2 separate regions of the Homo sapiens genome follow, and region 1 is linked to region 2. The links are chromatin contacts, found by Hi-C or POLR2A ChIA-PET in ENCODE. All regions are on one chromosome and are shown on one strand. The core of a region is the stretch at or near the end of the contact, and the rest is flanking DNA. Distances in the headings are between cores, read along the strand shown.

Evidence for each region. Hi-C counts contacts between places; a loop is a spot of excess contacts on that map. ChIA-PET counts read pairs that join two places held with the same protein, here RNA polymerase II (POLR2A). Pooled maps may share reads with other maps.
Region 1: a loop to region 2 is called in a map of Calu3, with 2.0 times the contacts of the local background. The contact joins two enhancer-like sites. A Hi-C loop is called at or near these places in 4 of 168 maps with a recorded cell type or tissue (Calu3, HepG2, body of pancreas and 1 more), 1 of 37 single-sample maps with no recorded cell type and 1 of 50 pooled maps. POLR2A ChIA-PET finds 5 or more read pairs at or near these places in 1 of 52 experiments (H1).

Annotation. Positions count from the first base shown.
Region 1 is chr4:88,756,479-88,762,723 of GRCh38, reverse strand. FAM13A (family with sequence similarity 13 member A) reads left to right here. Exons shown (of 24, transcript NM_014883.4): 14 at 3,823-3,970. Among named protein-coding and RNA genes, the nearest start is that of FAM13A-AS1, 50 kb to the right of the region's middle. Within about 2 kb of position 3,588, at least 5 of the 41 ENCODE cell types and tissues checked have a DNase peak (open chromatin) inside an H3K27ac peak, as active enhancers do.
Region 2 is chr4:88,789,598-88,795,517 of GRCh38, reverse strand. FAM13A (family with sequence similarity 13 member A) reads left to right here. Exons shown (of 24, transcript NM_014883.4): 9 at 4,891-4,932. Among named protein-coding and RNA genes, the nearest start is that of FAM13A-AS1, 83 kb to the right of the region's middle. Within about 2 kb of position 3,062, at least 4 of the 41 ENCODE cell types and tissues checked have a DNase peak (open chromatin) inside an H3K27ac peak, as active enhancers do.

The DNA.
Region 1 (6,245 bases), core at 2,339-4,838, 33 kb after region 2:
GCAACTGGGCAAGGTGCTTCACCCAGACTAGGCTAACATTTGAAGGCACAGCAGTTTTTATGCTAGTGTTTATGGAGCCTAAAGAACTTCACCATGGGCCATAGGACATAGGACAGCCTCCCTGGCACCCACATGCACAAAAAACCATCAGCAGTCTGCAGCCCTAGGCAAGGCAACCCTGTCACATCATAGACCAGCAGGGCCAAAAGCTGGGACTTGTGCAAGTAAGAAAGCAACCCCAGGGATTGATGGGAGCACAGCAGGACAGGGCCAGCCTGTACGTGCATCTCTACATGCAGTTAGGGTGTGCTGTGCTTAGTGTGTCCAGGATTGTGCCAGCTGGTGTAGGTTTGTGTAGGAGGGATCTCTCCACTGCTGTGCCACAAATCAGCCAGGAAGTATGGAAGCTCATGTAAGTTGACACAGGTCTATGATGTGAATGACCGAATGCCTCATTATATATGACACATCCTCATCCTCTGTTTATGGTGGCTCTGGCTGTCCTTTGCTGGATTCCAGAAACACTGACCTCTGTACTATTCCTGAAACATAGAAAAACTGACCATGCCTCAGGGCCTTTCACTTGTCTTCTTTCTTCCTGGAATGCTCTTTTCACAAATGGCCCACTTTCTCACTTCCTGTCACTTTATCACAGAGACTGTCCCTGACCACTCAGTATAAAACAGAGGCCTCAACTGCTACCACCCACATCCCTCTTACTTTATTTTTCTTTTACTTTTTATACCCCTTTATTTTTCTCCAGAGCCCTAACAGGTTTTTGTTGATTAACTGTCTTCTCTGTAAGACTCATTATGACAGAGATTTTATTTTGTCCACCATAGTTTCCCCAGTGTGTGAAAAAAACATCTAGCAAATAGTAGGTACTGAAAAATCATTTCTTTTGAATTAATAAGTTTTGTCTTTGTATCTCTAAAGACATAATAGGCAGCCCTATTATGCCATAATATTTATTGAATATATAAGTATATAATACTTAGCCTGGCATATGAGGCCTTTCACAGTCCAGCATCTACTTAGCTGACACCCTTGTCATGTCCCATTCCCCCTTCCTGTCCTAAGGGCTGGTCACCCTGAAACTCTTCTCTTGCTGTGGCCCAGCATGCCACGCTCTCATGCCTGCCTTTGCACTTGTTATTCCTCCTTCCTTCTGTGTGATGTGCCGTCCTCCCTCACCCCTCCAGCCCACACATATCTGCCCCCAAATCAAAATTTCTGTTGCTGATTCATGACGGATACACTAGTGGCTCTTTTCACTAATATTTTTTCATAATGCATTTAACATTGTCTTCCAGCCTTTGTTGTAGTATACTTCCCCTCAAATTGCAATTGTATTTGCCTTGTCTCCTATTCCCCTCTCTAGCAATTTTGAGGTGTGCCAGTGTTTTATTCATTTGTCTTCATACGGTGTCAAATAGTAGTAGAGAAAGAATGATGGCTTCCATTTGTGTCTCTCCTGCCCCCAGACACCATGCTGAAGGCCCTTCATACCTTCTGACAGATCTTCAAAAGAACTTTGCAAAATTGGTATCACTTATGCCATTTTAAATGTTAGGTAATGGAGGCTCAGAGAAGGGAAGCAACTCAGCCAGGGCACCAGGCTAGTAAATGTCAGAGCCACGCTTCAAACCCAGGTCTGCCTGTAAGCAAAACCCTTTGTCCTTTCCATAGCATGAGGGCTTAAATGACTTGATGTATGTTCCTCGTGAAGGAAATACCATACTTTAAAAATGAAATCATATTTCTAGTATTTTTTGATGTCTGTAAAGGTAATAAGCATTATAAATCTTTTTGAGAAAATGCTTATTTGCTGTATGCATATTCTTACTCTCTTTTGCTTCCCCCCGCCCACGACCCCTCCCCCGCAACCCAGGCACACTCATGATTGGTAACTGAGTGGCTTTGTAATTTAAAAAGCTGAGAACTAGATTTGGGCATTTAACCCTGGTCCACTTAGGCTTTAGCTTAAGGGAAAAATACTTTTTGTGACATAAATGCCTAATCTGGCTTTTTCCCCAGTAAACAAACTGCATTTTTAAACTATCTTAAATCTCCAGATATACTTGGCATTTCTTTTTTTTTTTTTTTTTTTTTTTTTTTTTGAGACGGAGTCTCGCTCTGTCGCCCAGGCTGGAGTGCAGTGGCGCGACCTCGGCTCACTGCAAGCTCCGCCTCCCGGGTTCACGCCATTCTCCTGCCTCAGCCTCCCGAGTAGCCGGGACCACAGGCGCCCGCCACCACGCCCGGCTAATTTTTTGTATTTTTAGTAGAGGCGGGGTTTCACCGCGTTAGCCAGGATGGTCTCGATCTCCTGACCTCATGATCCGCCCGCCTCTGCCTCCCAAAGTGCTGGGATTACAGGCGTGAGCCACCGCGCCCGGCCACTTGGCATTTCTATAAGACTTTAGTAGCTCATCAGGACCCGATTGATGGTATTTCATTTTATCCCAAATGTGAAGAAAATATGTCTCCATGCATCATTTCATGGAAATATAATAGTAAAAAGCCCTGGCTATTCCCTGATGATTTCAAAGTGGGTTGGTTGGGTGGCTATTAAAAGTAGCTGCAAGTCTTAAGTAGTGCTTTCAGCACAGAAACGTTTCTCATACATTAATGAAATCACTTATGATTTCCAGATGTTCTTAGTTTTTTCATTTAATGATAGTATATTTGCCAAAATACATTTCTAGCTATTCCTAAAGAAAATCTTGTGTACCCATCTGTGCTACTTAAGGAATACATTTGTGAGCAAACTGTTTCATAAACACTTTTGTTTATAATTGTGTGAGACAGGGAAGAGTGACAATGGTTGAATTTACAAATTACCCAGAGAGCAAGGCTTAAAAAAAAATTAATTCGAGTGCAGTTTGTTTAAACATAAAATTATTAATTTGAATATCAGCCTTTTGGGGAGGATCTCTCCATCCCTCAGATGTCCTAGCCTGGTGTGGGTGCCACCAATAAGCAAAACCAAGTGTAGCCAAGTATTTAATATTCAGAGTAGATGAATAGTAGGAAAACAAGTGACAGTTGCGTATTTGTAAGACATGAATTATGCATCACTGACTTGCCAGCTCTTGACTTTTTACTTAAAAAAAAAAATTGCTCCCTGTGTAATTTTGGCTCATTTCCAGAGTCCGTATTCTTTACTGCTAGCTGAGATGAGACGCCAATCCCCTGTGCTGTTTGAATTTGCGCAACAATGCTTTAATACCCAGAGCTCCTCCATAAATAGTCTGTTCTCCCAATACTCAGTGAGAAAACAACCACAGGAAATCTGGGAATGTGCAGCTAGCCCCGCTTAATTGATCTAAGCAGCCAGGGCCGGCAGGGGAGCTTTCACGTACACAGCCTCTATTCCTGGCTTGCAGGACTGTTTACCTAAGGGGCAAAGAAGTCCACCTGCGAAAGACACCATGTTGCTACTACAGCCTTAGCAACAGCAGTAGCCCGGTTTTCATTGTTGTTGTTTACAGTCATGAGAGCCATACTCCTTTAAGAAAACACCAAACTCCTTTCCCTCATTCCTGGCCCCAATCAGTAATCACCAAGACTGTCAGCTGCCTGCAGTTATCGGGAAGAGCAGCCTGGGGAAAGTTAAAGGAGCACAGATGGACAGTTGCTTTCTGCATGCAAGTGGCCAGCTAGGATCCGGGGGGCATCAAGCCATGATTTTTATTTCTGTGCTGGATGCATTAGCAGCTGTGACTTGGAAGGTTTTATCCTGAAGGAGTGGAATTGCTGCAGACGTCTTGGGGTTTTGGTGAGCAGTAGATATTTGGGGACATTGTGCTGTTATTGCAGAGCCCCACAATGAAGATCCAGGAGCATCCCAGCCTATCTGACACCAAACAGCAGAGAAATCAAGATGCCGGTGACCAGGAGGAGAGCTTTGTCTCCGAAGTGCCCCAGTCGGACCTGACTGCATTGTGTGATGAAAAGAACTGGGAAGGTAGGGTTGTCTGATACTTGGATGATTTGCTATCATTAAAGCATATATAAATAAGCACAAATGAGAGGCATGTAACTATGTGAGAGTGTGGGTGAAAGAGCTATGCATGCAGAAGTAACTGCATTTCCAAATGACCGAAAATCCTTGACCTGTCATAGGAATACCTCAGGGTAAATGTTGCTGAGGGCAGTTGCAATCTAAGAAAGAAAACATGCTTGCCCTTTATCATAGTGTCACCTTGCAGGCCTTTTTTTTTCCTTTGTGACTCACCGGGAGTGCTGATATGTGTATGTCTTTTCCCCCTCATAGTACCAAGCAGAGTAATAGGGAACCGGTGTGCTTTTAGGATTTCTACCTTCTGTGGCGCGATCCTCCCACTGCTGCATGCCAGTCGCCTGCCTCTTTCATGAAATCTCCTTCCCGTTTTGGTTTGCTTTGTTTCTATGTTCGTTTTTATGGATAGATTTTTTTTTCAGGTTAACAAATTTAAGGGATTTGCTTATCAAAAAGAACACTGAATACATGCATCTTACTGAAAGCTTGTAATACAGTGAGTGCTTTAGATTGGTTTTTTTTCCTAGAGACTTTTGGTGAAAACATTAGAAATGTACTTGCGAGGAAGAAGAGAGTAGCCTTGTCAAAATTGTGTTTCAGGGAGGATATTGCAGCAGTTTTATCAAGCTGCTTATTCTTTCATTATCCATGTGTCTGCATCCAAACACATACCAATGTGGATCCAAAATAAATGCCAGTCTACCTCTATACAGTATGTGCGTGACGGCTGCAAGGAGGGAAAAATTGTGCACCTGATTCCAATACAGCAGGATGACTTAACACAATGACTTACCAGGAGGTCTTAGCTGTGAAAAATCAGTCCCGTTTCAGCACGTGGATCTCCTTGTCTTCTCTCCCTACCCGCTTTCCTCTCTTTCTTAACCAAGAAGTTATCTTAATGACCTTAGATGAAGGATCAAGAGGAGAGTTGAAAAGACCACCAGGTGAAAAAGAGTAAACCCCATTTCTGGCATCCAGGGCTTTAGTGAAAACAAACTTTTTTATTCTAGTTCTGTCCTTGAAAGCTAAGAAACCTGTTCTAGTTATTTTTATATAATTAGGCAGTGGGTTTCAGATTTTGTCAGATATTTTCAGCTCAAAATGTATTCACTGAGCAGCAAAACGCAGGGTTGTTTAATTTGTAATTTCAGTTATATATTCCTGAGTACCTTTCTGTTCTTTCATTTTTGAGTACTGTGAAATAATCATGTTAGTTTTTAATTCATATATTAAAAACAACCTGTGCCCCCACCTCCCCCCAAAAAAGTCCCATAGTAGTCACTGTTACCCAAATAAAAGAAAAATACAGTAACCAAAAAATAAATGTTATATTTGTGTCTTAGTGATATGGTCTACCCTAAAGCTCTAGATAAAAACTAGGATTTTTGGTTAGAATTCAAATTAGCCACATTTTTTCTTTCTCCTGAAATGGACTCAGTTTGTTATTTTTATCTTGGTTAGTCATAAATTTATCATCTCTCTCAGCCACTTAAATAATGCTAATATAAAGCTGAGAATACTCTTCAGAGTGACTGAAAGCCAGCTTATAGTTTCCTTAAAACTATTTTATTAACATAAAGAATTTTCCTTCAGATAATAATTGAAGGAACCAGCATTTCATTTTAGAAATCTAGATGGATTTTTTTTTTAAAAAGTTATTGGAAAAAAATATGTTGCATTTCAATAGGCTTGGGAAAGTGGATTGTGTATTCCAAGTAGTTTTTGAAATAACTTTAACTTTTTGTTTTTGTTTTGCCATTACTGCGTTTGTCATTGAATGTACATATCTTTAAAATCTACATGAATTCACATCAAGGCCATTCTGATCATTTGATTACTGCTTTCAGTGACCTTTTTTTTTTAAGCTTATGTACTTATTGTAACTTTCCAAGTTACATTATAGCACTAATATAGCTATAAGTATAATGAAAGTAAGGAATTTTTGCATAAAACGAGAGCAATAAGTCTGATCACTAAAATATCACCTTTTTTTATAGCTAAAATAAGAAAATTGTGTCTTTCCAGTAAGGAATAAACTTTGCACGAATTTGTGAATGTGAAGCCAGTGCAACAAAATATGTAAACGAAAGTCATAATTACCAAAAACCTCCTGAACCAGTATCCACCTACAAGCCCCCATCACCAGTCTTCAAGGCACCATCCCCTCTTTTTTGGTTTGGTTGCTCCTTCCCATCCCCATACCATAGCTCCTACTCTCACA
Region 2 (5,920 bases), core at 1,813-4,312:
TTAATATAGACCTTAGTGTAAAAACTAAACTTTCCATTTCTTTTTATGCTAAAACATACTAAATATATAAAATTGAAAACATCAATAATTGTCAAAAGAAGCTGTATAAAAGATGAGTATTCTGACATTTCGATGGGTTATATTTGATTTGTTAGAATAAATTTAATATAGCATTAAGATATAGCTGTGAAGAGTAATTTTTTCTTCAAATCAGGCTATTTAAAAGAATAGGAAACATGAATTAGAGAAGGTATGAGGATAAATATTTTCCTCTTTTTGAGTTATATCCATGTAGTATGTTTTCAATTTATATTCTAGTATATTATGCACAGTATGCAATTTTAAACCAAGATTTGAGGCTACCCAAAATGTCTGTAATGATGCAAAAGGATGATGCAACTTTTATCAGAGTTTAAATACCAACAAATGTTCCACTAAAGTTCTGCATATGATAATCATAGCTAGAGGTTAAAACAAAAGGAATAAATATTGAGGATTGAATTGTTTTAATGTATGACACTATGAAGAATGCACTAAAATTATGAACAAAATTTAATTTAGAAAGCCATTATACCATAACAAATATGTGCATTGTTATATATGTATAATGTTGATGCTGCATATCAACTTATCGTATTTTAAGATGATACTAAAAATACTATATTTTGTTAAATTGACAAATTAAGAATTTTAGGCTATTTTGATGATTGTTACATGAGCTTTATCCTTAGGTTTATTTAAGCGAACATCTCATAATTGTCTTTTTAATCCTTGCTCAATTAAAAAAAGAGTAAATTTAAATATTATATCCTAGAGAAACTGATAATTTTGTTAGACCTCATGTTTCCTAATAAAACGGTAATATTTTACAGGCAGGATTTTATATGCCATAGAGGAGAACATACTGAAATAAGACAACGCACAGAAAAGAGAACACATGCTTTTCAAGATGTCTCCATTTTGTAGATTTGAAACCTCTTTTTAAATGTATGCTTTTTTATTTCAAATCAAGAGATTTAATTAAAGAATCACTTGTCAACAGGCATCTGTGCATCTTATCACATGCAAATTTTACAGACTAATATTGCTGAGCATAATTGGCTTAAGGAAATATAGTTTGGGTTTTGCTAGTAAAAATAAAGACTAAAGATATTTCAATATGTCATAGAATATATTTCAAAGTAGGCTTAGAATCTATTTTAAATGACCATGCCAATAGAATATTCAGTTGCATCATCACTAACAGTAGGCTTAGGTTTGAATTTGGCCATAGAACTGGGATCTGCATATGAGTGAGCATCTTTCTTTCCATTTTAAATACTTGCTTTGTCAACATTAGGAAATGAACGCTTCCATATCCAACTGTTTATAATGCATAAGTAAGAAATTTTCTTAGCAAATCAGTCAAAGACGCTGAAAAAAAATTCATTATTCTTAGCTCTCCGAAGAGGGTAAAAAGCAAGCTACATACAGATGAAGAAGGAAATTTCTTTATCTTTCACTTTGGCTTATTTGCTTATTGTTTAAATGCTTATTGCCTTTTTGTCAGTGTCTTAGTTATGGAAGAAATCTCTATTGCTTTTGTTAAATATTCTTTAAAATTTTGTTAAGGGTGAATTGTTAAGTACATCCCACAGGAACTATGGCGGTGGATGCCTGACTAAATACCAAAGTTATTTTGGAATCTAATAAACCATAAATGTATCTGATACTATGTCATAAAACTAAATATGCAGTCATAACCTTTTGTAATCATGTAAACTTTAGGCAGTAAGCCTGAACCTGAGATAGAACAATTTTTTGAGGTTTCTTTTAGAGGTAAAAGAAACTACAGAGATCACTAGCCAGACCTTTCATTTTCTATGTGAAGAAACCAACCCAATGCAGCCAAGCTAACCAACAACCTGCCAGTGATTTTGTCTAATCAACTGCAGAGCCAAGACCAGAACTTTCTTTTCTGATTACCAGTGGAAAATATCTTCTCCTAATGCTTTATATAGGAATTCTATTAAAAGAACTTGAAATTATAGACTAGTTAAATATACCAGAAATTCCAAAGGACTATTAAAAACATCACACTTTATTCTAAAACTGTCCTAAAATAAATATGCTAGCAAAAATATGAATATGATTTAATTACTTGGTTTTATTATTGATTTATTCGTTTACTTTTGTACTCTGAGAAATGTGCTCTACAACTGATTTAGATGGTTCAGGTCATTTTTCTCTAAGCTGTTGGAGAAATTTCGATGTGTTGACTTTTATTCACTGAGGTTAACATGAGTTTTCCGTATCCTACCTTCATTACTTAGATTACAGTATTTAAAAATCATTATTGGGATATTTAAGTAATTGAAGTTTTGAAGAATTTTAGTTGCGAAGATAAGAGCCTCTGCCACTCAGTGTCTTCCACAAACCAACAGTATTAGAATCACTGAGGAATGTATTAGAAATGCAGTCTCAGCTTCCCCTTCCCAAGACCTAGACCTGCTGAATCACAGTCTGTATTAACAAGTGCCAAGGTGATTCCTATGCACATTAAGAATGAAGAAGCACTTATTTAAAGAGTTAGAAATCTCAGAACCTCATCTTGTTTGTTGTTTCCTTGTCTTTTTCTTTCTTGCCTTTCTTTCTTCACCCTCCCTTCATGGAAAATGAACATCAAAACATCAGGATCTGCTTTAATAGTCAAAAAGAAGACAGTTCAAAAGGATGTGGAAAGGAGGAGAGGAAATACATGTCTTCATTCTGAGATGGCATAGAGGACTAACAGGCTAATGACATGTCTTTGGAATGTTTTTTAGCATCTAGCAGATCCACATTCTTTACTCTCTTCTGGGTTTTCCCCGAGTCATTACTCATATGGGTCCCTGCTCTCAAAACCAAGGTTGTGTAACTGTACTGAGAAGTGGAGTATAGGAGTTAATTATATATTGTTGAATTTACAGAGGGTAAGCCACAAAGTAGCAAAAGCAAGGACTGCTTGTTCCAGTTAAAGACAGAAAGCAGAAAGGGTTTTATTGTTGGTTATGTAGCCTGGGAACCACTATGAATAACAGGCATTGTGAGGCAGAGGAGAAATTGTTGTAATTAAAAGCAAAGTAAAATACCTAAGGCCAGGCCTCCATATCCAAAGATGACTGTAGTGAGTAATGGATTGAAAGACAAGCTAGTGGAGTGATTAAGAGCTTAGACTCTGAGCTAAAACCTTTCTTGGTTCAAATCCTAGCTCATTTATTTCTTGGTTCTATGGCTGTGGGTAAGTTATTTAACCTTTCTAACCTCTTCATCTGAAAACAGGGAAAAGAGTAGTACCTCTTCATAGGGTTATTGTAAATAATAAGTGAAAAAAAAACTATGTAAAAGTACTTAGCACAGTGTCTGGAACATAGTAAGTACTCAGTAAGTCTTAGGGTGTTTGTATTTATTTACTTATCTTCTTAATTATTTAATACGAATTTGAATCAGCTTCCCTTTTACCTAATCACATGATTTTACGTGGTTTTTCTGGGTTTGTCTGTGGCCATAACAAAGAGCTACAGCTTTAGCTAAAGAAAATTATCTTGGGCGAAAGAGTAAACATTTTTTGATCACCTCTGGGATAATGAGTACTATGGAAGACATGATGGTGGTGGTAGTGGGAGGGAGTGTGATGAAAGAAAATGAGAAATATTGTACAGTCCCTTGAGGCCTTGAGATTCTACATTGAAAGAGATGAGATATACACTTACATGGGAGAAAAACCTGACAGATGATTCCCAAGCAACATATTCATATGTTGAAAATTATATCGTATAAATTAGAATGTTTGGAGTAATTGAAAGACAACTATCAATATTGGTCCTTAACAACTTTGATTTTCTTTGAATGTCTCTACAAAGAAAGAAAAGAACTATTAGGACTATTAGGTAGAACTATAGTTTGACACGACTAAAGATTGTCTCAAATCTGCTCAATATTTAACCTCTTCTTTTAAAGGATAGGCACTTTTAAATCTTGATTCACAAGCCAACTAAACACTAGAGGGCAGATTGTGAGAATGTAATGTGTTAATACAATTAAAATAGCTGCCAGCCTCAACACTCATTGTGGTTATGTGAACATAAGTGCAGGCATGAGGGGGAAAGTTCTGAAGCATGCTAACCTGATAGTGTTTTGTAATTTTATCATTCTACTTTGTGTTGACCACTTCTCAATACTTTTAAAAGAATTCAGGCTTTAAAAAAATGGGAAAATCATGAAAATTTGTAAGTGCTCAACAAAAACATTGTAAATTAGATGTTAAGCTGACACATTACAGAGCTTGAGATGCTTTCCATCCTGAGAAACTTAGGAAGAAAATGTGGCTTCGAAAAGATGGTTTAGAAATAGTCATATAGAAAACAATATCGGTTCCTTGTTCTCTATCCCTGTCGTCCCCACTGCCCTCTGCCTGTTGAGAGCAGAGTTTTAGAAAGATGTTCTGTTTCCTGGCCTAAGAGGAGAAGGAAGGGAATGGATTTGGGCTGGGAAAAGATAGAAATAGGTGAAGTAGGTGGCAGGAAGGCACATGGCCACAATTAACATTTTAGGAAAATGAAAAGACCTTGAACTAGGGCTGCTGTGGCAATAGGTTGACAGCTAAGAGATGGTTTTCCAAATTTAGTTATAGAATTGTCTGCCTTGGACAACTTTTAAAAGGAGAAAAAGCCACTGTTATAAGCAAGCAGGGCCATCTCCATTTCTAGAAACAAGTGAAAATGAGCATCTTTCATTGGATGGTTAAACATTGTTTTGGGGATCACTTGGGACTGAGCTAATTTCTTTCAGCCTGCGATCCACTTCACATGTTTGGTTCATCATCTCTGATCTTTCATCTAACCTGACTTTCTCTTTGCTTCTTTTCTGCAGTGCTCATGTACCCCAAGTCAGCAATGTGTCTGCAACCGGAGAGTAAGTTATTTGGGTTGGGTTTTTGGGCTTTGGGTTTTTTTTTTTTAATGCCCTGTCCCACTTATTAAACAGAAAAAAAAAGCAACTCTAATGGTGTACAGTATTGGAAAATTCAGATAATAAGCAGCCAGTGACTTTTAAACTATATGGAGGAGAGGACTACATAGGTATTCTTATTTGAGCTTCTATATGTGTATTCCTACAGACAACTCCAACATTGGAAAATATGAGCTTTTTGTTTACTTCATTAAAAATAATGCCAGGATCAATTAATATTAGCAAGTAGTCTAATGTACTTTGGGAGGCATCTTGCAATGGATAATGTAATTAAAGGTTAAACCATTAATCATGTCTTTACTCCCTACTTAGTTCATTTGACTGAACCTACATTGACTGAGTGCCTGCAACACGTCAGGCGCATGTTAGATGTGTAATGTCAAGGACGCCTTGGGCCCTGTCTTCAGGGATGTTACACTCTAATAGGGATGCAGAAAAGAAAGCAAATTAGTGATGGCAACAAGTCCCTGGTCCACAGGGCAGTGGCGGTACTCTCTTAATTATGTCATCACATGCCTTTTCCTCCAAAGTCTTCCACTGACACTTAGACTAAACCTAAACTCCAGTTATCAGTCCTTGCTAATGCCTCTGACCATATTGCTCATTACACTTCAGCCACATGACCTACTGTTCCCACGGAGGGCCAACCTTATTGCTGCCTCAGAGCCTTTGTATTGGCTGTTCCTCAGCCTGGCCAGCACTTTTTTCTCATTCACTCCTCGTTCAAGTGTCATCTTATCCAGGATTCTATTCCTAACTACCCATATTCACTTGCCACCACTTTACTCAATGTTTTAGAGAACTTATTACTATTGGAAATTACATTATTTCTTTATTATCTATCTTGCCCTACGGGAATGTAAGCTCTGTAAATACAAGGAACTTGTCTGTCATGTTCATTGCTATCTCCCTACTGCCTAGAGAAGTTCCT